Regions from separate parts of the Mus musculus genome. Here regions 2 and 3 are each linked to region 1. The links are chromatin loops, found by intact Hi-C in ENCODE. Cell type or tissue: left cerebral cortex. All regions are shown on one strand.

Region 1 (8,000 bases):
GTCCATATCTTGGAGGCCAACACTTAACATTACAATAAACAATAAAAGACAAATCCTCAACAAACTAGGATAGAAATTGTTACCAGGATAGTGGGGTATTGCTGTGACAGACCTGACCATGTTGCTTAGGAAGGATTGTGGAAAGACTCTGGAACTTTAGGTGAGATGAGCCATTGAGTATTCAAATCTTGGTGAGTTGTTCTGTGGAAGCTTGAAAGTGAAGAATACTGAGATCTGTACAGATGATGGAGGCCTGGTTTGTGAAGTTTCAGAGGGATATCTGAGAGTCCCTTCATGATTCTATAGGGGCTGTTTGCTATTTTGAGTTGAGAATCTGTGGTTCTGGGCAGCAATAGCTGAAGAACCAGCTGTGACTAACAAGAGACCAGAACTACTGAAAGTAAAACCTTTGCTTGCTTTGCTGGGACAATTGATGCTGGTTAGCTGGAGCTGCTGAGAAGTTAATGGTGATTAAGAAGGGACTGGCATCATCGAGGCAAAAACTTTTGGGAAGTGTTTTCTCAGAGTCAGCACATGCAGCCCATGTTCAGAGGTGGCCAAGGTTGTATCTAGTGCTGGCAACCAAGGTGGTCATATGTAAGTGTCTAGTTATGGTTTTACTGCTGTGAACAGACACCATGACCAAGGCAAGTCTTATAAAAAACAATATTTACTTGGGGCTGGCTTACAGGTTCAGAGGTTCAGCCCATTATCATCAAGGTGGGAGCATGGCAGCACCCAGGCAGGCATGGCACAGGAGGAGCTGAGAGTTCTGTATTCATCCAAAGGCTGCTAGTGGAAGACTGACTTCCAGGCAATTAGGATGAGGATCTTATGCCACACCCACAGTGACATACCTACTCCAACAAGGCCACACCTCCAAATGGTGCCACTCCCTGGTCCAAGAATATACAAACCATCACAGTAAGATTCTCCCGCATGGTACTAGTTTTGAAGGCACAAAGGGGCCACAGAGAGGAATTGAGACTTGACTCTGTGAAAGCCAAGGCAACACTATTGGTGAAAATGCAGCCCAGTTGCAGCAGAAGACCCCAGCATTTTAGAGATGTTAGTATCATATAGGATGATACTAACCAAGAACACCAATGCTATGTAGCTGAAGCCTAGGAGACAAGCTCTGTGTGCTGTAGAGGGTGAAGCCAGAGAAGTGGCTCAGGCCCCTTGGAAGTGCTAAGAATTTGAGTGAATTCTAGATATTGGGCATTGTGTGAACTCTTTGTTGTTGGAGGTTGGTTTGATCTGATTGTGACTCTTCCCTCTTGAAATAAGGATCTAACTCATTTCTTATTTTATAGAAGCCCACAGTTGAGAGACTGTTGATTTTATTTTTTTTAAGATTTATTTATTTATTATATGTAAGTACACTGTAGCTGTCTTCAGATGCACCAGAAGAGGTCATCAGATCTCATTACAGATGGTTTGTGAGCCACCATGTGGATGCTGGGATTTGAACTTTGGACCTTCGGAAGAGCAGTCGGGTGCTCTTACCCACTGAGCCATCTCACCAGCCCAGAGACTGTTGATTTTAAAAGAGACATTGGATTTTAAAAGAGATTAGGGACTGAATTTTAAAAATTAGTTTTAGATTTATTTTTATTATTTTATTGTATGAGTGTTTTGCCTGCATGAATGTCTGTGCACTACATATGTGCCTATGTCTGAGGAGGTGGTAAGCCTCCATGAGAGTCCTGGGAACGAACGGAACATGGGTCTTTTGCAATGAGTGCTTTTTTGTTTTTATTTTTTTCTTTTTATCGAAAATAGATTTTGAGGGCTGGAGAGATGGCTCAGTGGTTTAGAGCACCGACTGCTCTTCCAGAGGCCCTGAGTTCAATTCCCAGCAACCAAATGGTGGCTCACAACCATCTGTAATGGGATCCGATGCCCTCTTCTGGTGTGTGTCTGAAGACAGCTACAGTGTACTCATATACATAAAATAAGCAAATAAAAAATTCTAAAAAAAAAAAAAGAAAATAGATTTTCAAACAAAATAAAATATAATAAGATAAAACAAAAACCATCACATTGGAGTTGGACAAGGCAAATCAAGGGAAGGAAAGGAACTCCAAGAAAAGGCACAAAAGACCGGGAAGTGGTGGTGCACGCCTTTAATCCCAGCACTCCGGAGGCAGAGGCAGGTGGATTTCTGAGTTCAAGGCCAGCCTGGTCTAGAGTGAATTCCAGGACAGCCAGGGCTATACAGAGAAACCCTGTCTCGAAAAATAAAAGACAAAAAACAAAAAACAAACAAACAAAAAAAAGTAAAGGCACAAGAACCAGAAACCCACTTTTTCATACACTTAGGAGTCTCATAAAAATACCAAGCTGAAAGCTATAATACACACACAGGCCCTGCTGCAGACCCGTATGTGTTCCGTGCTCGCTGTTCCAGCCTCTCTGAGCTCCTATGAACTTTCTTCAGTTGATTGACAGGGACTTTCTCCTCTGAGCTCTGGTCTGTCTCCCATCATCCAGCATCCCCTCTTTGAGTTCTTTCTTTAGCTAAGTCTTCCTTCTTTTAATTTTTCTTAAAGAGGATATAAAAAAATTATAATCATTTTTAGACATAGTTATCAGTATGCTGATACTCCTAGCAAAATTACATGGGGTCCAAATGTCCTCTTCTAAATTTTTTTCTATTTTTTTATTATGGAAAATATTTTATTTTCTAATTTCTAACTCTCTCCTTTCTCTGGAGACTTTATTTTACCACATTCAAACTTAATATCTTTTCTCCCCTCTCTTTCCTTCTCTCTCTGGTCTCTTTCAGACCCCGTGACTGGGATCGGAAGTTCCCCCTTCTCTTTCTCCTCTGAGCAGTTATTGGCTGAATCAGCTCTTTAGAAACCGTTTTAGGGTTTTACTGCTGTGAACAGACACCATGACCAAGGCAACTCTTATAAGAACAACATTTAATTGGGGTTGCCTTACAGGTTCAGAGGTTCAGTCCATTATCATCAAGGCAGGAACATGGCAGCATCCAGGCAGGCGTGGTGCAGGAGAAACTGAGAGTTCTACATCTTCATCTGAAGTCTGCTAGCTGAATACTGGCTTCTAGGTAGCTAGGGTGAGGGTCCTAGGCCCACTCCCACAGTGACACACCTACTCTAACAGGGCCACACCTTCTAATAGTACCACTCCCTGGGCCAAGCATATACAAATCACCACAGAAACCAATTCCAGGTGATGGGAAACAATCTTTATACATCACTGAGACAGGAGATATTCCAATAATCATGACAATGACAATGACCATTGTGGATGGTGCCATCCCTGGACTGGTGGCCCCAGTTTCTATGAGAAAGCAGGCTGCACAAGCCATGAAAAACAAGCCAGTAAGCAGTACCTCTCCATTGTCTTAGCATCAGATCCTGCCTCCAGGTTCCTGCCTTGTTTGAGTTCCTGTCCTGACTTCCTTTGGTGAGGAGCAGTGTTGTAGATTATAAGCCAAATAAACCCTTTCCTCTCCATGTGGCTTTGGTCATATCATCACAGCAATATGAACCCTCACTAAGACACAATGAATTTATTATTTTATATGTATAGTCATTCACATCCACAGATGTTTGTGTACCACTTGTGTACCTGATGCCCACAGAGGCCAGAAGAGGACTCGGATCCCCTGAAATTGGAGTGACCAATAGTTGAGAGCCACCATGTGGGTGCTGGGAACCAAGCCTGGTTCCTATGCAAAAGTCTCCAGTGCTCTTAACAGCTGAAAAGAAAATCTCTCCAGACCCTTGGGAAGTGTTTTATAGATAAACTACATGGAAGTCTTCCTAAACAGCCAACAACTCTTCAATATCTATTTGACCCAAGAACAAAGCAATAAACCAATACGAAGTTTAATCTCATGAGTAGGGCTTTTCACATGAAGTCTGATGGTTCATATGGATAACCCCAGCATTTGGGAGGCAGAGGCAGAGGCAGAGGCAGAGGCAGAGGCAGAGGCAGAGGCAGAGGCAGAGGCAGAGGCAGAGGCAGAGGCAGAGGCAGAGGCAGAGGCAGAGGCAGAGGCAGAGGCAGAGGCAGAGGCAGAGGCAGAGGCAGAACTGCTGTGAATTTGAGGCCAAAAAGGGCCACATAGAGAGTTTTAAGCCAGCCTAGGCTACAGAATGAGGTCCTGTCTTAAAAATCAAAAATAAAGGCCTACAGAGATTCCTCAATCATTAAGAATTCTTGTTGCTCTTCCAGAGGACCAGAATTTAGTTCTAGCACCCATGCCATTCAGCATATGACCCTCTGCAACTCCAGATCCAGGCCTTTTCAGATCTCAGTAGGTTCCTGTTCACATTTAACATACACATATATGTACATAAATAAGTCTTAATAGAGTTGGCCTTGCCTAATTTCAGACTTTTCTATAGGAGGGATAGGTAGGCTGAAGGCCATCCTACAGATGATCTTTTTCAGGGGCAATAAAAATATTTGCCCCTATTGTTGATGCCTTGGGGCGGGGGAGGGGAGGAAACCAAGGTGCTTCAGGATCCAGGGCAGGGCTGTTTGCTGGAAGTCTATTTTCTTCTGGGGAAAAACACAGCAAAGAAAACCTAATCAACATGTAGTAAAATTTGGCGGTTAAAGAATCTGATGCAAGGTCTTGCATGCAAGGTTTAAGGTTCCAGGATGGTGCCCAGGAAGAAAATCCACCAGAGAACAGAAACAACAAGCCTTTATGAGTTGGGGAGTAGGGACATTATGGTGGTTTGCACTGAGCCGTCATAGGAATGGACACAGTATGGAGCCAAATCTCCCTCCCGTGGAACACTAGGAGACTGCATAGAAGTGGACATTGCTGACTAGTCACTCATACTGAATTCACAGGATGAAAGGCATCTTCCAACCTTTGGAAATCCCCGCTGGACCACACAACTCTTCCCAGCGCCAGGTCATGTCCTGGGGACCTACGATTAAACCTTTTCAGATAGGGAAACTGAGGCAGGAGAGAAGCACTTGTCCAACAATGGGCGACTTTTCTAAGGGCGCGCGTGGGCGTACTCCTTGTGTGTGTGTGTTGCTAAGCGCAGACAAGAAGGTCACACTGCGGTTAAAGCTGGAGCACCAGGATATGAGGGTAATGTGGGTTCGCACTCCAGGCACACAGTATGGGTCTCAGAAGCTTGGCAAACAGAACTGGGAAAATGAGAGGAGGGCTGAAAAAAAAAGAGAAAAAAAAGCCTAGAAAACGTCAAGGCAACTGCGCACGCGCTGCACCCGTCACCGCGCGGCCTGACAGGAGGGGCAGCCCAGCTCGGGCATATCTCAAGGTTCGGATCCAATCTGTGGCGCATTTGTGCCTCTCCACTGACCGCCCACCGCAAGTTCTCCTGGGACTTGTAGTCTGTCGCCATCAGGGCCCCGGAGCACTTGCGTAACACCTCATCCTACCGCGCAGCCTGCTGGGACTTGTAGTCTCAATTTTGCGTGCCCGGGGTACGGGGCGGGCTGCGGGACTCCTAGTCCCACAGAGCTTCGCGCTCGCCACGACGCCCTGCTCAGAGCCGCTGCCTCCACCTCACGGGCTGGGAGGCCTGGGCGTTCCGGGAGACCGAATTGCGGTGTGAGCCGCCGTGGGGACTGCGAAGCGGGCCCGGAGTCCGAGATGGAGCCGCCCGGAGGTGGGCGCTGCCAGCGGGCCTCGCCTGAATGTTGGGGAGGCCGGGCACGCCCTGAGGGCGGGTCGGGGGCCCTGGGCGCGGGACCGGAGGTCGCGGGTGGAGGGACGCCACGGAACGGGTCCCCCTGGCCACTGTTGACCGAGCGGCCTGCGGTTTCTCGCAGGTGCTTGAGGCGAGCGGGCGGAGCGGCTGCGACGGACTGGTCACGTCAGCGGGGACATGGCTCACCTCCGGGGCTTCGCGCACCAGGTGAGTGTGGGCGTCGGCGTGCCCCGAGTCCGTGGTTCGCTGTGGAGCGGATTTGTCCACTTGAGGCGGGAGAGGGGCGGAGGCCGTCTGCCTCGGGGCGCGTCTTGGGGCCGTTGGAACTCTGGCCTGTGCCGAGCCAGCGCCTGCGGAAGACGTGAGCCCCAGGGAACGTCTGCGGGGCGAGCGCTTCTGCTCGGGAGCTGCTGGGGGCAGGTGCAGGAACCTGCCCTGGGCACAACCTGCTTGACCCAGGCTCGGAGCACCTTCCCAGAAGATGGACTCCACCTTCCTTGGCTAACGGGATGGAACCCCGACACGGGACCGCACAGGAGATGAGGGCTGCGTAGGGTCAGAGGGTTCGGTGGTTTGCTCTCTGGACCCCCTTTCTCGCCTTTATTTTATTTGTGGTGTTGTTATTTCAGAGCAATATGACAGACAGCTAGTGAAGTGGAATGAGCTGCCTTGGCGGCTGATTTTCCTCTGGCTTTAGCTGTGGGATTTGCGTTTTAAGGGCTTGGTTTAGATAGGCTTAGGCTTGACAGTTGCACAGTGAAGGAATCAGTTCCTGAGGACAGTGCAGCCGCTCACCCCACCCCACCCTGACCCCCCTTCTCCCTGCATCCTTGAGAACTGGTTGTGTAGACAGGAAGCATGTCCGTCCGCTGCTTGTGGGCAGGAATTGGAGGCAGGGCTCCTTGGAGGAAACCAAACCAGCCTGGAAGACTACTCACAGCTGTTGGGGAGGGCTTTTGGCCCAGCTGTCACAGATGGGATCCCGAGCTTGCTAACTGATGCTGAATTAAGCTAACACATTTTTAATACATTTTGACATTTCGCCTCTAATTATATAACATACTAAGAGAGAGAGAAAAAAAATCTGCCTCTAGTTTATTTTTAAGAGACTTAAGCTTAGCTTATGAAGGTCCCAGGATGACAAATTGGAGCTATGAATTGCGAAGGAGTACAGTAATGATGGCTAGGGGACCTTTCTCAAAGAGAAAACACCCTTTTTGTCTTTTTAGGGGCCTGTGTCCAGCCTAGACATACTTGGCTTCTGAAAGTGACACAAAACCTTTGTAGGGCTGCTTTCTCCCAAGATGGCTGCCATAGAGTCCTATGAAATTGCTCCTTTTGTGTGATAAGGCTTGTACTTTCCCCCTGTAGCCTGTGCTTCTGCCTTAGATTACCTTTTACCCGGCCTGTTCCTGCCCATCTCTGGAAGGACCAGATGGTTCTGGGCAAGCACTGTGTGACTGTGTGTGGTAGATGAGGGAGGATGTGTGCTGAGTTGTTCCTCTTGTTTTGGAGAGGTGATACACAGCAGGCATGTTGGCAGAAAGGCCAGAGGCTGTAAGTATAATATCCCTAGGATGGAATGGAGAGCGAATGGGTCTCAGTTGTTCAGAGTAAGTTAGATGGCTTGAGTGATGGTTCATAACACATTCTGTCCAGAAGAGAAATCTGAGCCACCCAGATCAGCATGCTAGCTGTCTGTGATTGGCTGGGTTTGGGACTAGGGCTGCTTCAAAGGTGTAAATACAGAGACCATGCCAGAAAGGCTCCTATCATACTGTTTCTTAGGCTGACTGGTTCACAGCTATAGGTACCCAAAAAACGTAGACTTTGAAGACTAGGGTTCCCACCTTCCTTGCACAAAGTCTAGAACTCTGGCTTTGGGATCTGTTATTTTCTTTTCCTCTGAGGCAGTGTGAGTGAATACCTGGCCTGAAGTATCCTTCTTCGGCTACTGTAGTGGACAAGTTCTGATTCTAGGTTCCCCCAGAAGAGAGCAATTAAGAATTCTCAGTATGGCTGAGCAGTGTGGGAGGATGTGGTGTCTGAGCCTGAGTAGTAGGAAAAGGGCTACTGAGAACTGGAAGGATAGTGGTCCTGGGTCATGTAGTTAGCCGATGGCTTGACTTCTCTCTAACAGGCTTTCTTAGGCTACAAGCACTGGACTGAACCAGTGATAAGACTGTATTGCCTTGAGTCCTCAACTAGACCTTCTGGAGATCTTTGAGATGGTTTTCAAGGTGTCTCAAAACTACACATGGTGGAGCTGTAGCATCTGAGGAGACAGTAGAGGCCAAGTGGTTAGAGAAAGAAGGGTTT
Region 2 (8,000 bases), 50 kb before region 1:
ATACTGTGGATAAGTGTGAAGCCGTTCTGGCACCATGACTGCCATACTGACCATTGTGGGTGTAAAGCCTGCTGGTGCTTCCTGGCTGCAACAGAGAAGTGACCACCCTACATTCCCATAGCCTTCGTTTCCCACTCAGGTGGCCACCCATGGCTGGCATCAAATGGAAAAGCTCTGTCTCTCTGAGGGGATCTCTCAGAGCGAGTGCCTCTCTGGGCTGCCTCCATGTTCAGGGTAGGCTTGCATCAATCAGGGATGCTGGACACAGGATGAGGCTATTCTGACCTCTCCCCGGCTCACACTCACTACCACCCAAGGCCCCGGACCCTCTCTCCTGCTCACACCTACCACTAACAGAGATCCAGCCCCCCCCTCCCCCCACCCCAAGGTCCTAGGATGACTGCAGCCATCAACAGACCAGATCTGTAGTCTCCGAAGCAAAAGGTTCCTTATAAATGCAGCCATCCATGCCTCGTACGTAAACTAGCCTGCTTGACAGCTCAGAGACAGACACCCTGACGGCCAATCGTGGCTGGCATCAGCTGGAAAGCTTCAGTGAAGCCAAGGGTGGTCCTCCATCCAAAATGCCTGCCTGCTGGCTTCCTTCACGCGCCCTACCCACTGTCATTCCCTCAAGGGTTAGTTACCCTTCAAGGAAGGGACAGAAGCCTGCCCATTAACTCCTGGTACAGTTTCTCCCACCCCCAAGCCACAGCCCTTCTCCACCTCGCCCACTCCACAACCCACACACTCACCTACTTCCCACAGCCCAGCTCCTGCATTTTTTTAGTATAGAGGCTGCACTAGCTGACCCTGATCATGTGATGCTCCTGAGGTTGGCCTGCCCCCCCCCCTCACTCCTAGGCAAAGACCACACGGATCTGGTGTAAGTGATTCATATGGACAACAAGGTGCCTATCAGGGTTTGGGGAGATGAACCTTGCAGCCTCCTGTAAGTCTAGGGCAATGAAAGGCAGGGAACTTGAGGCCACGTGGGAGGAGGCCGATGGAGCCTGCCTATCGCTCCCTTCTGAAGCAGACATGGAAGCTCCAGGGAGAGTCTCAAGTGAGCATGCTCACCGTCATCCAGACCAGGGTGTCCCCAATCTCCTAAAGTGCTCCATGCCTGGCTGCTCTCTCTGACTTAGGGATGCTCTTTTTTTTTTTTTTTTTTTTTTTAATGTCTCACGTGGATCTAGCTGTGGAAAGTTAAGTACCATGGTCACTAAAAGCCCAGGATATGTCACTGCAGTCCCACAGAGAGCTGCTGACCTGCAGGGCATCACAGCCTCAGCCAGTGCCCAGACACTATCAAATGGCAGGATTATGCCCTCAGAATGACGAGCAGCCGGGCCAGCGGGCTGGCTCAGAAGATAAAAGCACCTACAGCCTAGCCTGAAGACTCGAGTTCAACCTCAGGATGGAGCGATAAAAGAAGAGAGCCACCTCCAAAAGTTGTCCTCTGATTGCCACGTATGTGCTGTGGTTCAGTGCATGAGCATACACACACACACACAAACACACACAAATAAAAATGTAATAATAATAAAAACAAAAAACAGTCAGGTGTGGTGGTACACACCATTAATCCCAGCACTCAAGTAGGAGGATCTCTGAGCTTGAGGCCAGCCTGGTCTACAAAGTAGAGATCCAGGACAGCCAAGGCTATACAGAAAAACCCTGTCTCAACAAAATCAAAATCAATCAATAAGTAAAATTAAACAGCAAAATGGCCAGCAGCCCCTCCCTCCCAGTGCTGTGTGAGGCAGCTCTTCACTGGGCTGGACTGTTACACGGTTCAGAACAGCCTCAAGTGTCAGGAGGCATGCATGACAGCAGTGACTTTGGAACCCATAGGGCGGTGTTAGGGGACCCCAAGACTTTTCTATCCCTGCAAGCCTGCCTGCTTCACACATGTTGAGCCCTTCCCAGGGGTGCCTCAGGTAAACAGGTCAGACCTACCTGCTGAGAAGATGTGGCCTGCCACTGCCAGGAAGGCATCCGTCACCACAGGCTCCGACTGCAGGGGGATGTGCAGCTGCCGGGCCACGTTCCGGTATACGCTGGGACGGATCTGCTCCAGCTCATCTCCTGCACGGGCACACAGTGGGTCAGGTCCTCTCCCACCTTAGCCTTGTGGCCAGCACTGACCGAGACTCATTGGTATACCAGATCCACCTGACCCCACTTGACCTCCAAGCTAGCACCTTCCCTTCCATAGGCTCTGACCCCCACTTCACCTGTTTGATTCCCACCCCTTCACCTTATCTTGCTTCATTTGACTATCCCAACCTTGGCCCCATGAACAAATAGAATAGGGAGACTGTGGAACCTCCAAGCCCCCCAGGGCAAGCTGGCTGGGCCAGTGGGGCAGGAATCCTGACGTGATACATGGGTGGTGCCTGCGTAGTGACTCAAGGCAGACGGGCGGGCAGGCAGATAAGCAAGTGGATGGGCAGAGCAGAAGGGACCAGACAGGCAGAGCCCAACATGGAGAGAGGCTTGGCTGGAAGACCACATATATGGAGTCACCCCCTACAGCCTCATGAGATGATGCCGGCTTAGGCCCTGACATTAGCGTCACTTGGTAATGGCTCCGTGAACTGACTTAGACTGAGCCAAGGCCTGGGACAATGGTACCTACCGCCCACATGCCAACCTAGGTTCCTGGTGCCAAATGGGTGTGTTCTTATGTGGTACTATATCAGCCCAGCCAGAGCTGTGCCAAGGAGATGCCTTCCACAGTCCCGCCTGCCCCCTGGGCTGCAGTACCCTTGGCAGTATCATGCATGCACAGGAAAAGATGGTGCCGGGAATTCCACACAGCCTCTGATTGGGTGTCCCCGGCTCAGCCACTTCCCCAGCCAAAGCAAATAGGGAAACGCTGTTGCTGCCTAGCCTGTCCCAGCGATAAGGGTGCCCACGTCATCCCTGAGGCCAGCTGTGCTCTATCTAATTAATTAAGATCTGGAACCAGAGTAGAATCAGGAGTGGGGGGGGGGGGAACCAGGGGATGGAGAGATTGCATGGAAATTCCCATCGCTTGCCCGGTTGTTGCCAAGGATAAACCCTGGGGCCTTTGGAGACTAACCCTAGGAGATGGCTCAGGGACACAAGCTAGGCTGCTTCCTGTTTGTGGCCGAGGCCATGCTTGGGGTCAGGAAGATATCGCTGATCTTAGAAGAATTCACTTTTAACAGTCAGGACAGTACCAAACATAACCTGAACAAGAACACATGGGCATTTGAGCTCTCTCCCTCTGGGAATCCCCTTAGCCATCTAGAAGGCTCTGAACTCCAGAGGGTGGGAACAGCACTGGGTGATGGGAAAAGGCCTTAAAGTCTCTGAGTACTCAGAGGGCTCCTGCTGAGCGCAAGGCTCTGCGCCTGCGCCTTTCTACAGACCAGGGTTCAAGGCTCTCAGGACCTGTCAAAAGGACTGTGAAGGCAGAAACTGCCTGGGTCAGACCCAAGACAGGACTTTCCCTTTGCCACACCAGTGCCCTCGGGACTTACAAGAGGCCAACATGTCCTTTCTCCAGCAAGAGCCAATGGTCTCCTTTTGTCTGCCAAGTTTACCCAACCAAACCTCTCATTCACACCTTCCACATACCCAGAGATAGCCCCCTTCTGTCCATGCACAGCCCTCCTGAGAACCCAACTCAGACTGAATGGACTCCACCTCCCTCTAACTCTTGAACAGGCCAGGTTTACACAGCCCTGCTCCTTGAGGCCAGCCCAATACGAAGATGTGGAGTCTGTATAAAACAGCATGTGTGCACACATCTCCCAGGAAGCCAGGTCTTACAGGGCTCCCTCCAACCAGGAGAATGCACACCCACTCCCCCATTTATTTGTCTCTGCTATCACTTCGCAGTACCTTACAGACCCAAGCCCCAACCTGGCTATGCTAATGTGAACCGTCCAGGATCAAGGGTTCTTCCCCATCACATATCCAGGCCTTAGAGGAGCTAAAGAAAGCTGCTGAGCTAGCTAGCTATGTGTGACCCCCAGAAACAAGTGTCCCAGATATTCTTCAAGAAGGCCCTGGGGGGCCTTCCCATCAAGGGAAACTGCAGAGGGTGTCGGACCTCGGCCAATAACTGAAAGGCCTATTTTCCAAAACAAACATTGGGACACGTGGTACCACAAAGGATTTTTTAGTCCAGCAGAGTACAAGGGTCACAATAAAGTTTAGCTGCTAAAATACTGCTCCTCCAGAGCTTTCTGTGTTTTATGGCAAGAGTGTCTGTGATCTGGACTAAGCAGGAACCAGGAGGGGGGAGGTTGACAAAGGAGCCTGCAAGCAGACAAGCCTGGGGACAAAGAGCAGCGCCAGCCTGGGTGGCCTATCCTTGCACCCTCTCCATTCCAGACAGATTTGGGCTCCCACGCACGCCTCCTCTCTCAGCGCCAGCGGGAGGGTGAGGCACAACCGCAGAAGGGCTGGTCATGTCACAAGAAGGGAATGTCTGTGCAGAACAGCTGTACCGGGAACCCTGAAACACTGCGGGCAGGCCCATCCAACCAGCTATAGAGGGGCGGCCTGGGATGGTACCTGCTGGTGCCCCACACTCACCCAAGCGCAGCAGCACTGTGCACACCTCTGCCAAGCGTCCTCCAGGGGCAGGCGAGGCACGCTCTGGAGCGCTCCAGGAGAGGCCGGCGCGCAAAAGCCGCGCGTGCACGTACTCCCGGCCTAGTGCCTTAGCCTGGGCCACCAGCTCCTTGTCTGTGGGCGAGCGATCAAAGGCGTCCATGATCTCCGCTGCAAAGACAGAAGAGCGCCGCAGCACCTCCATGGCCGAAGCGCGGGCGAGAGGCGCCACACCTACGAATAGACTGAGTTCAGACCGGACCGCCTCCAGCCAGGTGGCGAAAGGACTCCCGCCACGGGAGGAGACCCAGAAGCGCGGCCCGAGGCACAGCGGTCCCCACCGCGTGCGCGATTCAAACAACACAGGAGGTTGGCTGTGCGCCGCCCTCAAAAAGGGCCGGTTTCCGATAGCCTCTCGTTTTGCACCCCAAATCTTTTAAAAGTCTCGGGTTCTTTTTAGGTTCTAAATTAAATCTCGCAGATCCCAGCGGTGGTCAGGGGTTGGAAACACCGCAGGGAAGTGGCGATAGGTTCTTTAATCACAGCGCCCAGGCTCCAGGACCAATTTGGGGGAGAAGAGGATGCAGAGTAGCCTGCTGCGACCAGCCGACAAGCAGGACCCCGCGGGCTCCTCCCTGCCGACGAGTGGGGTCCTAAGGAAGGCTCCAAACTGCGCGGCAGTCCCCGGGCTCGGAGACCACGCACCTGCGCACCTCGCAGAGCCCGTGTTTGTCCCCGGTGTCGCTGTTCCCATGGTGCTACATCCAGGGCACCGACGCCACGCCCGCCCGACTCACCTCTCCCGCCTCATGGCGCGCGGGGCGGCGGTGGAGTTCTGGTTTCAGGACCCGCTCGCTGCCGTCTCCGGCGGTCTAGACCCTTCCATTCAAACCCGCGAGCGCGCGCCCCGCCCCAGCGCCCGCCCCGTCCACACCCGAGCTGAAGCACAGGCTCCGCCGGTCTTCCCGCGCGCTCGCAGAAGTCCTGGTCCCGAGGGGTGCGGGAGGCGTACCGCGGTCTCCCCGCGGGCGAGAAGCCAGGCTTAGGGCTTCGCCTTCTAAGGAAACGGCAACCCCCGGGGGCGGAGCCGCAGCCCAGCTCTGCCCAACGCCTCCCTGGTTTAAGAAAGGCCAGCACAAGTTCTCGGGATGCGCCCGGGAACGCCGCCAGACTGGAGCTGTCCCGGCAGGCAGCGCGAAGAACATCCAGCTCTGACACCAACCCACTGGGGCGCACCAAGTTCCATTTTAAAATGAGCTGACTTATATTTCCTTATTGTCTTATAGAGGCTCCTTAAAGATCCTGGATTCTTGAAGTTGTAGGAGATCTGATGCCCTCTTCTGATCTCCAAGGACACCAGGCATGCACGGGGATTCACAGACATGGAGGCAGGCAAACATTCATACACAAAACAAAAATAACAATAAGTAAATATTTAAAAATAGATTCTGCATTCTTGGCTTAATAGAGCCTTTGGAGTGTGGTGAAGACTTGGGTATGTACATGGTTGAAGATACTACAAATACCCATCCATTCCCACTCAAGTCTAGCTTTGCTTTTAATGAGCTGGACTTATTTATATCCAATCCAATATATAATCTTTTGTAGTTAGTTATCTCTCATTAGGGTATTTCCCTTTGACAGAAAAAGGGGAGGGAGGGAGAGAGACAGAGACACAGAGAGAGGCAGAGACAGAGAGACTCACAAAGAGAGAGAGGCTTGTCTGGAGCTCTGTGTTGACCAGCTGGTCCAACCTGCAGGAATCACCCAGCCCCTGGCTCCGGAGTACTAGACTACAGCGGTCTTCAGAAGCTTAGTTACTTTAGGATTCATACTTAGACCTATGCTGGATCACAGACATCGTTGTGAACAGTGTGGCAGTGAATCCGAGCTCCCTTTTTCCATACCGATTTCCAAGAAAGTCAACATCATCTACTAGACTCTGGTCTTCTCCTTCATCTTTGGACCCAACTGCAAAATCTCAACAATGGGATTTGCTAACTCGACCTAGTTTGTGTAAGTAAAACACTTCACTTAGAGCTATAAAATGCATATTCTACACACGCACACCAAAATAGACTACACCTGAAACCATAAACAAGTGTCAACAAATTTCAAAGAACCAAAATCATACAGTAATTACTCTCTGAATTAAAGCTAAATTGCAGAAAAACCAGTGGAAGTCTCCAAATGCTTGGAAATGAAACAGCGTACTTATAATGAGGCAATAAATAATAAATCACAATGAAAATGTTAAAAGGTTTATTTATGTGTTTTATGTAGATGGGTGTTTTATCTGGATGTATGTCTGCACACAAGAAGAAAGCATTGGATCTCACAGGACTACAGTTATAAGTGGTTGTGAGCCACCATGTGGTTGTTGGGAATTGAACTCAGTACTTCCGGAAGAGCAGTCAGTGCTTGTAACCGCTGAGCCACCTCTCCAGTCCTACCATGGAAATATTTTCAAGTGAACAGTCACAAAAACAGTACAAGCCCAGGTTAAAACCCAGCATCACCACATACAAGTCCCAGTGCTATTGGGGCAAAGAAGAGGAGATCCCTGGGACTGGCAGGACAGGAACCTAGCTCAAGTATCACTAACAGATCCCATCTTAGGAAATAATGTGGAGAGCATTAGAGAATGAGGGGACCTTGCAGGTGTCCGGGCAGGGAATCAAGAATGACGCGACGGGGATTAAAAAGCAGATTCAGATTGACTTCATGAACCTGGTCTGATCTCAGGCAGTTCATTACCAACTAGTTTAATCACAGTATAATTTGAAGAAAAAAGTTTCCTGTTGTAATCCAATCCCCGAGGCACACAGAAGCATAATTACATCAGAACTTGACCCAGGGTGCCTGTCATTAATTCCAACAAGATGGGTTCTAGGGCTGGAGAGATGGCTCAGCAGTTAAGAGCACCATCTGCTCTTCCACAGGTCCTGAGTTCAATTTCCAACAACCACAGGGTGGCTCACAACCATCTGTAATGGTCATCCGATGCAGTGTTCTGGTGTGTCAGAAGACAGTGACAGTGCACCCACATATATGAAATAAACATGGCCAGAGAGGTCGGGGCCAGAGTGAGCAGTAGCTATACTTGCCTGATAGCCCAAGGAAGGCTCTGTATCTCAGTTATACTGATAGCATAGAGATCATTTGTGCTGTTAGCCACCTCCAGTCCTGATTGTGGGAGTTCGATATGCCCTGGGCCAACAGGTATGGCAGATCACCAGGCTATTAATCACTTCCGGTTCCAATTCAAATCCAAGTTTCTGGATGGAAGAACAGGTTTTTTTTTCACCTTTCCCACTGGAAAAACAAGCACTCATGCTCAACACTCCTGGTTTCTCTGGAGATCTGTGAGCAAGGAAAGGACCTTTGTGCTGTACTCTCAACAA
Region 3 (8,000 bases), 120 kb before region 1:
GATAATTTCTACAACTATGTGACATTTGGAATTCTAGGAACTTTTTAGAGGGTATATAAATGCTAGGGCCCCAGAGAGGTATGGTGGGTTGCAGGTTGTTGTTGTTGGTCTAAGTTTGCTAAGTAGTCAAAGAAGAAACAAGAAATTAGATATCCTGATGGTAAAGATCAAACTCTCCCCAAAGAACTGCCACTCAGCAGGAAGCAGTCTAATGATATTGGTGCCACTTTTCTGCCCCCTGACTTTATTCAGGGAGTTCTTCCCTTCCCCCCTATCCTTTTTTCTCTCCTATATAGTATTAGGAAAAGGGTGGAAGAAAAGAGGTGGAGAAGGGTGAAAGAGATGAACCCACAAAGTAGCAAAGACCAGCTACACACCTCACACTCAGCAAAACCAAAACCAAGTCTCTACCAAGCATGCCCGCCCTCATCCAATTTCCTTATCGTGTACAGTAAAACCCAGCGCCATCCCACTCCTCTTAACTTCCAGCTTGCAAATAAAAATCTGGTGTCTTGACCTTCATCACCCATCTAGAATCTATTATCTCCAAGTTTACAGCACCTCTCTACATGTCTTATTGAAGCAGGTCTTACCTTATGTTTCTTCCAGCTTCAACCCTCTTCAGTGCACTCTCAACAAAAAAGACAGAACAAGGCCATCGAGATGGTTAAGCTCTTGCCTGATACCTGAGCTCAATGCCACATGGTAGAAAGAAGGCTTTATCCTGACTTCTGCTCTTTTGTAACTGCATGTGTGCATGTGCACTACCCAACTCACACTCACATGCACACACCCCTGCTCAGTAAGATGGAACACATGCCTGGGACCTGGAGAACCTATAATTGTTACTTTACTACACCAGCATAATTCCTAACTACAGTCCAGATATTTCCCCATAGATCCACATTAAGTGTAGATCTCAGCCCTCAACAAGGGAACCTCTCTTTGCAACACATGGAAACCGCTACAAAAGAACAAACTGGCCAAAATGCAGAGAACAAGTGACCATGTGGTGCCCATCCCCAGCTGTTAAATCTTCAACACAACTCCTGCAATGAAGCTCAGGGACTATGGGGGAAGGCAGGGCCAAAAACCCTTAAGTCAGGAGAATGGGAAGTTTGCTGAGAGATCACATCTCTTAGAATATCAGAGAAGCTACCCAGAATCCAATTATCATAGCTGCTAAACAAGACCTGAACAAGGTCAACACCAACAGGCATGCTAACATGGAAGGGGAACTCTCATGAGGCCCCAACCCCAGAAAAAGAATTACAGTCAACCAAGGAACGGTGAGGGTAGGAGGAGAAAGTCTTCCTTTGAAGAGCCTCCCCAGTATCAAACAAGCAAATAACAATATACAGACTAAGCAGATTTTATTTATATACTAAGGAATACAGGCACACGCACACACAGTGCAAGGAGGAAATGTCTGGGAGGGGCTTGAAGAAGAAAGGGGAAAGGGAAATATGATGTGATTATGTTTTAATCTCAAAAGATAAATACAAATTATATAAGAAAAATGTTGGGTTTTTAAAAAATCCCATAGCAAGTCTGTTAAATTTCACATACTCATCTCAAAACCTCCCAAGGAGTCCTACTCAGAATAAACTTGTGAGTCCTCACAGTGACCCAGCAAGGATTCATGACTGAACCTAAATCATCTTTCACCATCTTTGGTGAAACTTAAACAACAACAACAAAAACCTAAACTGGGTGTGGGAGGAGGGAGGTAGCACATGACTTTAATCTCAGCACTCTGGGGCAGGGCAAGCAGATCTCTGAGTTCAAGGCCAGCCTGACCTACAGAGTGAGTTCTAAGACAGCCAGAGCTGCACAGAAACCCATCTCCAAAACCAACCAACAGTGTAGGCACATGTCTGCATGTGGGCATGTGAGTGTGGTGCCCTAGGCACTGGGTCCCCTGGACTAGAGTCCCGGGGATTATGGGCTACCTAACATAGGTACTAGGAACTGAACTGGTCTTCTAGAAGACCAGTAAGTTAGTTCTCTAACCACTGAACCATCTCTCCAGTCCTCCAGCTCACTGAACTCCTGGGGCATGAACCTCCATGCCACTTTGTTTTTGGTTTAGTTTTTGGTTTAGTCTCGACAAGAATGTACTTTCACAGAGCATGGGGTAGGTGTACTTAAGATGGGATGGAGGGGAGTAGGGGAAGGGGAAAATAATGAATTATCCAAAAAAACCTTTAAATATGCTTCCAAAGTGAGATTTGTTTTTGTCCATCCTGCTACAGTTCCAGTCACCTATAACCTAGCCCACATCACTCTCCCATATAAGCACCATCCAGGCCTATATACTTCTGGTCTCCTGTAGAGAATGTCAGGGGCCTCAGACAGCATTTCTTTTCCTTTGTCCATTTTTCTAGTCCAATGTCTAGATTGAAACTCCTGATACCCAATAACAAATGTAGTTTATAAAAAGATCAAGGTAGGTAGGGCAGGATGGCTCACACTTTTTAAGTCCAGCACTTCAAGGCCAGCCTGATCTACATCCTGAGTTCTAGTACAGTGAGGGTTTTGTGGAGAGATACTGCTGAGAGAGAAAGAGAGAGAAAACACACAAACACAGCACACACAATTATAAGAATAACCAGAAGCAACATTACAAGGGTGGTGGGAGATCAGAAGGTAGATCATAAAATGCCACCCAGAATTATATCAGGAGAAAAATTGCACCATCATACTGTATTTAAAAAAAAGTGTTTTATCACCATTAACACAAGTCTTCAAACACAGATGTCTTTTGAGTTTGATCTCACAGCAGCATTAAACACCCACTTAATTTCAGCATTGGGGATGTACAAGCAAGCAGATATATTTCTGTGAGTCTTGGGTCAGCATGGTCTACATATTAGACAAGACTAAACAGTGAGGCCTTGTCTTTAAAAAAAAAAGTGGGGGAGAGGATAATTAAGTAATTCAATGTATTATCCCATTCCACACCTCCAAGAGGCACTGTGGTGTGACAGCTTCAGTTATTCATTCTAAAAAAAAAAAAAAAATGAATTATCTTAAAAAAATATACACCTGGCTCATGCATCTTGGGGAGTCAACGTTCCTGCTTCCTCCAGCTACGGATGCCATAAACTGCTGAAATGTGTATTAACTGTAGGCATTACTCCCAAGTAAGAGCCGACTACTTCTCTAACACAGCTGTCAGAAGAAAACCATCAAAAGCAACGCCATTCAAGAAAAGTACAATGAAATCAGGTAGCAGGACTCCTTCACAAAGGAGTGGATTCTTGAAGGCAGGTCGCTCTTAAATTAAAAAAAGGAAAAAAGAAAAAGAAAACCAAAAAAAAAAAAAAAAACCCGCTAACGCTGCTGAGGGAATGAGAGAACCTCTGTTGGGGGTGGGGTGGGGTGGAATGGGGTGGGGTGGGTATTTTTAGGGCTATTAGCAAACAACTTATTTGATAGATTTGCATCTCCAAGACTTCTGGCCAACATAAACAAAGAACCGCACTCTCCAGCTTCAGAAGCAAGAGTCAGTTAAAAACAAACAAACAAACAAACAAACAAAACCCACCCACACTTAACCCAGTATTAGGACCTCAAGAAGTCAAAGTAGCATGTGACTGATCCGCTGTCAGAACAGGAGCGGGGCTCACCTACACAGGTTATTGAACTTCAAAGACAAAAGATGTGCATGTTGTGGTAGCTGGACCAGCGGCCAACAACTTGACAGAAGTTAAAGAGGTCGGCTCTTCAATGGACACCGCAAGGCCCACCCTCGCGGCGCACCGGTCCTCTCCGGGCACCAGGGTGCCCGCGTCCTGATGCGTCCCTCAGACTCCCTGCCCTCACGCCCGCAGCCGCGAGCCCACAGGCTGGGACGCTCCCCGAGGGCCGCGGCCGAGCGCCGGAGGCCGAGGCGCTGACGAGTGGCCCCGCGAACCCGGTACTGAGCGCTGCGGGGAGGCGCGGCCCGCCCAGCCCAACACACCGGCCTCCGCCCCAGCGGGCGGCCACGGGAGCCCGCCCGCGACAGGGCAGGCGTCCGCCCTCCTTACCTGCGTCCATCTTCCCTGTCCGGCTGCCGACTGACCGTGCCGTCGCTCCGACGGACTACTGCGCGACACGGCGACGGGAAGCCGCGGCAGCCAAGCGCGGCGCAGCGGAAGCGCGGGCGTCGCCATCTCGCCGTACGGCGGTGGGCACGCGGGGGGTGGGGCCTCGGCGCGTGTGGTTCCTAACCGGACGCGGCCGCCCCGCCCCCGGCCCGCGCCGCCGCTTCGGAACACCCGGGAGCCGGCCCGAGCTGCGCTCCTCCGGCGCCGCCATCTTTCCGTACAGACAGCCACCCGCGCATGTCTCGGTACGGACTCACCGCCCGCTGCGGCCGCGACGCCGGCGCCGTGGCCGGGCAGTCCGAGCGCAGCGTGGTGCGGGCGGCAGCGCGCAGCCATCTTGCCGTACGGCTCGGCCGCGGCCCACGTCCCGAGCTGTGTCGCCGCGCTCCCTCGGGGCGGGTCGGGCCAGCGGGCGGGCGGCAAGGATCGGAGCCTGGCGGCGCTCACGACCGAGGCCCGCAATGGTGATCTGCTGCGCGGCCGTGAACTGTTCCAACAGGCAGGGCAAGGGCGAGAAACGCGCTGTCTCCTTCCACAGGTACGCGGCCCGCCTCCGGGTCCGCCACGCCCCCGCCCTGGCCGGGGCCCGCGGGGAAACTGAGGCCGCGCGGCGGGCCGAGCTCCGGGGACCGGGAGTGGGGGGCCGGCTAACCGAGGGTAACTGTGGGAGGTGGACGGGTCGTGGAGCTTTATGACCTTGGCTTGGACCGCCGGCTTTGGGGACCAGCACGGCCATGCCTCGGGCAGAGCGGCCGGAGGCCCCCTCCGCCACCTCCACCAACGGGCGTCGCACTGATTTGGGCTGGCCCTGCCAATTTCAGGAGTATTCTGCAAGGGCGCCTTCTCAGGTTAATCCTGATCTTTGCTTTCGGGCAGTTCTCCACTCTTGCCTCGGCGGGGCAAGCCCGCCCGGAGGTGTGTGGCAGGAGTGCGGCCCGGCGCACGCAGCTCTACTTCCTGCATCCATAGCCCTCATCGCCTTCCTATGGGGTCCTGCGGCCCAGGCACTGGCACCGATCACCTCCCGCATCCTGCACTCTGGCAGAGGCCCGGGGGATGACCGTGGAAAGGGCTTTCCAGGGGGTTCTCGGTGGCCCTTGTGCGGGCCGCGCCTTCCAAAGGCTTTCGAGACTCCCTCAGTTGGTCCTCTCCTGTGATTTCCAACAGGAGTGAACAGCGAGCGAAGGGACTCTGCCTTGGAAGTCACTTCGCACATCCTGCCACCTCTTAGTACTTGGTGTTAAAATTTAAAGATGGGAATGGCACGTATCTGTTGAAAGTTCACAGGGTTACATTAAGTCTCCAGTCCTTAAGACCTGGTTCAAAACAAAACCTAGTAACGTTAAACAATCTTACAAGTCAACCAGAATGTTTCCGTAACAATTTCACATAGAACATGCCCCAGAAGTTTTGTTAACAGTTGAAAATGAGGCAGTGTTGCAAGGACTGATGTTGGCTTCCCCATGTTCTAACATGGTATATGGGTAGACAGTGCCCAAATTGGGGCGGGGAAACTCCAGAAATCTAGCTCACTAAACACTGATAAAGGTTATAAGATCACATTGCTTACAACGTCCAGATCCATCCTATTAAGGCCAGTCTTGGTCCACAGCAGGTTCCTCGAGACTGGAAAAGCTCAGGTGGAGCTCTGAGCACCTGAGAAAGCCTACCATGTGTAGTCAGTTTGGTCTCACAAATCTTGCCTTAAGTGACCATTAAATAGCTTCATTAGATGAGGGAAGAAATTACTAAGCATGTTATTGAACATCTAATTTTTTTTTCCCAGTTTTCCTCTTACGACGTAAAATACTACATAAAATTTACCATTTTTGTCTTTGGGGTGTTTTGGTGTGTGTGCACAGGCACGTGTCTGTGTGTGTGTTTTGAGACAATGTCTCATTGAATTGCCTTGTTGGCCTACATCGCATTGTTTTAGTCTGCTGGTCTTGTAGACGTCCTTCCTCTGCCTCCCAAGCTCGGGAAATACTGGCATGAGCCACCAAGAACAACTGGGTTTTTTGTTTGTTTGTTCTGGTCTTTTCAGAAATCTGCCTGCCTCTGCCTTCCAAGTGCTGGAATTAAAGGGGTGGGCCACCACCACCTGGCCTTGGATTGTTTGTTTGTTTTCTTTTGAGTCAGTGTCCCTTTCCATAGCCCTGATTGTTCTGGAACTCATTTGTAGACAGGCTGGACTTGAACTCTCCTGCCTTTGCCTCCCAACTGCTAGGATTAAAGGTTTACACTACCACCCTAACCTATGACTGACACATTCAGCATAACTTCCCAAAGGTTTACCCAGGCTCCTAAAGGAGGTTTTGCTGCCTACTAAGAGAAATACCTAGGCGAGACATACAAAGTACTCCTACCAGGGAGCCATGCTCCCTGCTCTTTTTTCTGTTCTGTTCTTTTCTTTTCTTTTTTGGTTTTTTTTTTTTTTTTTTTTTGGTTTTTCGAGACAGGGTTTCTCTGTATGGCCCTGGCTGTCCTGGAACTCACTTTGTAGACCAGGCTGGCCTCGAACTCAGAGATCCACCTGCCTTTGCCTCCCAAGTGCTGGGATTAAAGGCGTGCGCCACCACGCCCGGCTCTGTTCTTTTCTTTTGTTTGTCTTGCTTTGAGACAAAAATCTCAGAAGAGACTGGCCTTATGTGTATTGAACGATGACACTGAACTCTGCCAGACAGGCCTTGGACTCACTCTATAACTAGGCAGATGTTAGCCATGGGATCCTCCTACCTCAGAGGAACTGATGTCACGGTTGTGCACCATTAGGCCTGGCTAGAGCTTTTGGGTCTTTATGCTAAAGCTCTTTCCTATACTCTTAGCTACTTGAGCTCAGCTGTGGTTGGTTTTTAGCTGGGCCTCTCAGATATCTCCTGGTCTCTTGCTCCCAGCTCTCTTGCCTGGCTTCTCATTAGGGTTATAGCACCCAGAAACATACTTTTCAGGTACCAGATGATTTGGTCAGTGGTCCACTGGTGAAAGCTTCTTTTTTTTTTTTTTTTTTTTTTTTTGACAGGGTTTCTCTGGACAGCCCTGACTGTCCTGGAACTCACTCTGTAGACCAGGCTGGCCTTGAACTCAGAAATCTGCCTGCCTCTGCCTCCCGAGTGCTGGGATTAAAGGCGTGCGCCACCACTGCCAGAAGTGAAAGCTATTTCTTGTTGTCTGGATTCTACCTGCTGTCTCTGACCATCCTTTGTGCGCAGGGTCATTTGCCATACCTATGAGTAATATCTGTAACCCTAATGGACTTTCTATGCCTACCCTTGCTCTGAATAAGGATACAGAGAGACTTATATTCATTACTATAAGCTTTGGGCACTCTATCTGGCAGATTCTCAGTTATTCCAACCCAACAACAACTGACCTGGCCCACATCCCACCCCACATCCCTCCACGTGACCCGTTACCTGTCCATCCTAGTCTCATCCTGGCATCTGCTCCTTCATCCGTGTCAGGCAGGGACTTCACATTCCTGCCTGAGACTCTGTATTTCACCCCGGAAGTCCCGCCTTAACTCTCCAGCCCATCTATTGGCTGTTCAGCTCTTTATTTGACCAACCAGAAGGCTATGGAGACCCATGTTTACAAAATACTGAGGCAGGGCATGCTTCATGATAATGACAATACCAAAGTCTGACTGTAATCAGATCTCCGCCAGCACAGAAATTAGCATTTTAATAATACAAAGATAATCTTTACACAGTGCACACACACACACACACACACACACACACACAAAATCACTCCAACCTACATCTTCGTTCCTCTATTCCTCTATTCCCTATCTATAGACTCAGTGTCCTAAAATATATACATTAGGACTTTTTCCTTTCCATTTCAGTAAGGACCTGTAAGATGGTCCTGAAATCCTTATTAAGTTCTAAGCAGATAACGTCAGTA

Evidence for each region. Hi-C counts contacts between places; a loop is a spot of excess contacts. Peaks named below come from ENCODE experiments on the same cell type or tissue, not always from the same donor. Only the 100,000 strongest peaks of a DNase experiment are listed, where the experiment ranks them.
Region 2: a loop joins it to region 1, with 8 times the contacts of the local background. A loop is called at or near these places in 7 of 42 quality-filtered maps.
Region 3: a loop joins it to region 1, with 7 times the contacts of the local background. A loop is called at or near these places in 7 of 42 quality-filtered maps.

What each region holds. Positions count from the first base shown.
Region 1 is chr1:93,633,186-93,641,185 of GRCm38, reverse strand. It overlaps Stk25 (serine/threonine kinase 25 (yeast)), which reads left to right and starts at 5,459. Exons shown (of 12, transcript NM_021537.3): 1 at 5,459-5,639; 2 at 5,803-5,888. The coding sequence starts at 5,859. In left cerebral cortex, CTCF peaks have their summits at 4,773, 5,762 and 5,971; DNase peaks (open chromatin) are centred at 6,063, 6,298, 6,615, 7,084 and 1 more place; H3K4me3 peaks cover 2,624 bases; H3K27ac peaks cover 2,391 bases.
Region 2 is chr1:93,683,248-93,691,247 of GRCm38, reverse strand. Bok (BCL2-related ovarian killer) reads right to left here and starts at 5,673. Exons shown (of 5, transcript NM_016778.3): 1 at 5,394-5,673; 2 at 4,579-4,830; 3 at 1,963-2,091. The coding sequence starts at 4,801. In left cerebral cortex, CTCF peaks have their summits at 2,752 and 4,620; DNase peaks (open chromatin) are centred at 2,120, 4,464, 4,614 and 5,701; H3K4me3 peaks cover 2,166 bases; H3K27ac peaks cover 1,951 bases.
Region 3 is chr1:93,751,089-93,759,088 of GRCm38, reverse strand. Thap4 (THAP domain containing 4) reads left to right here and starts at 4,251. Exons shown (of 6, transcript NM_025920.3): 1 at 4,251-4,632. The coding sequence starts at 4,556. Atg4b (autophagy related 4B, cysteine peptidase) reads right to left here and starts at 4,184. Exons shown (of 13, transcript NM_174874.4): 1 at 4,035-4,184. The coding sequence starts at 4,044. In left cerebral cortex, no CTCF peak of the experiment used is centred here; DNase peaks (open chromatin) are centred at 4,228 and 4,935; H3K4me3 peaks cover 2,548 bases; H3K27ac peaks cover 1,506 bases.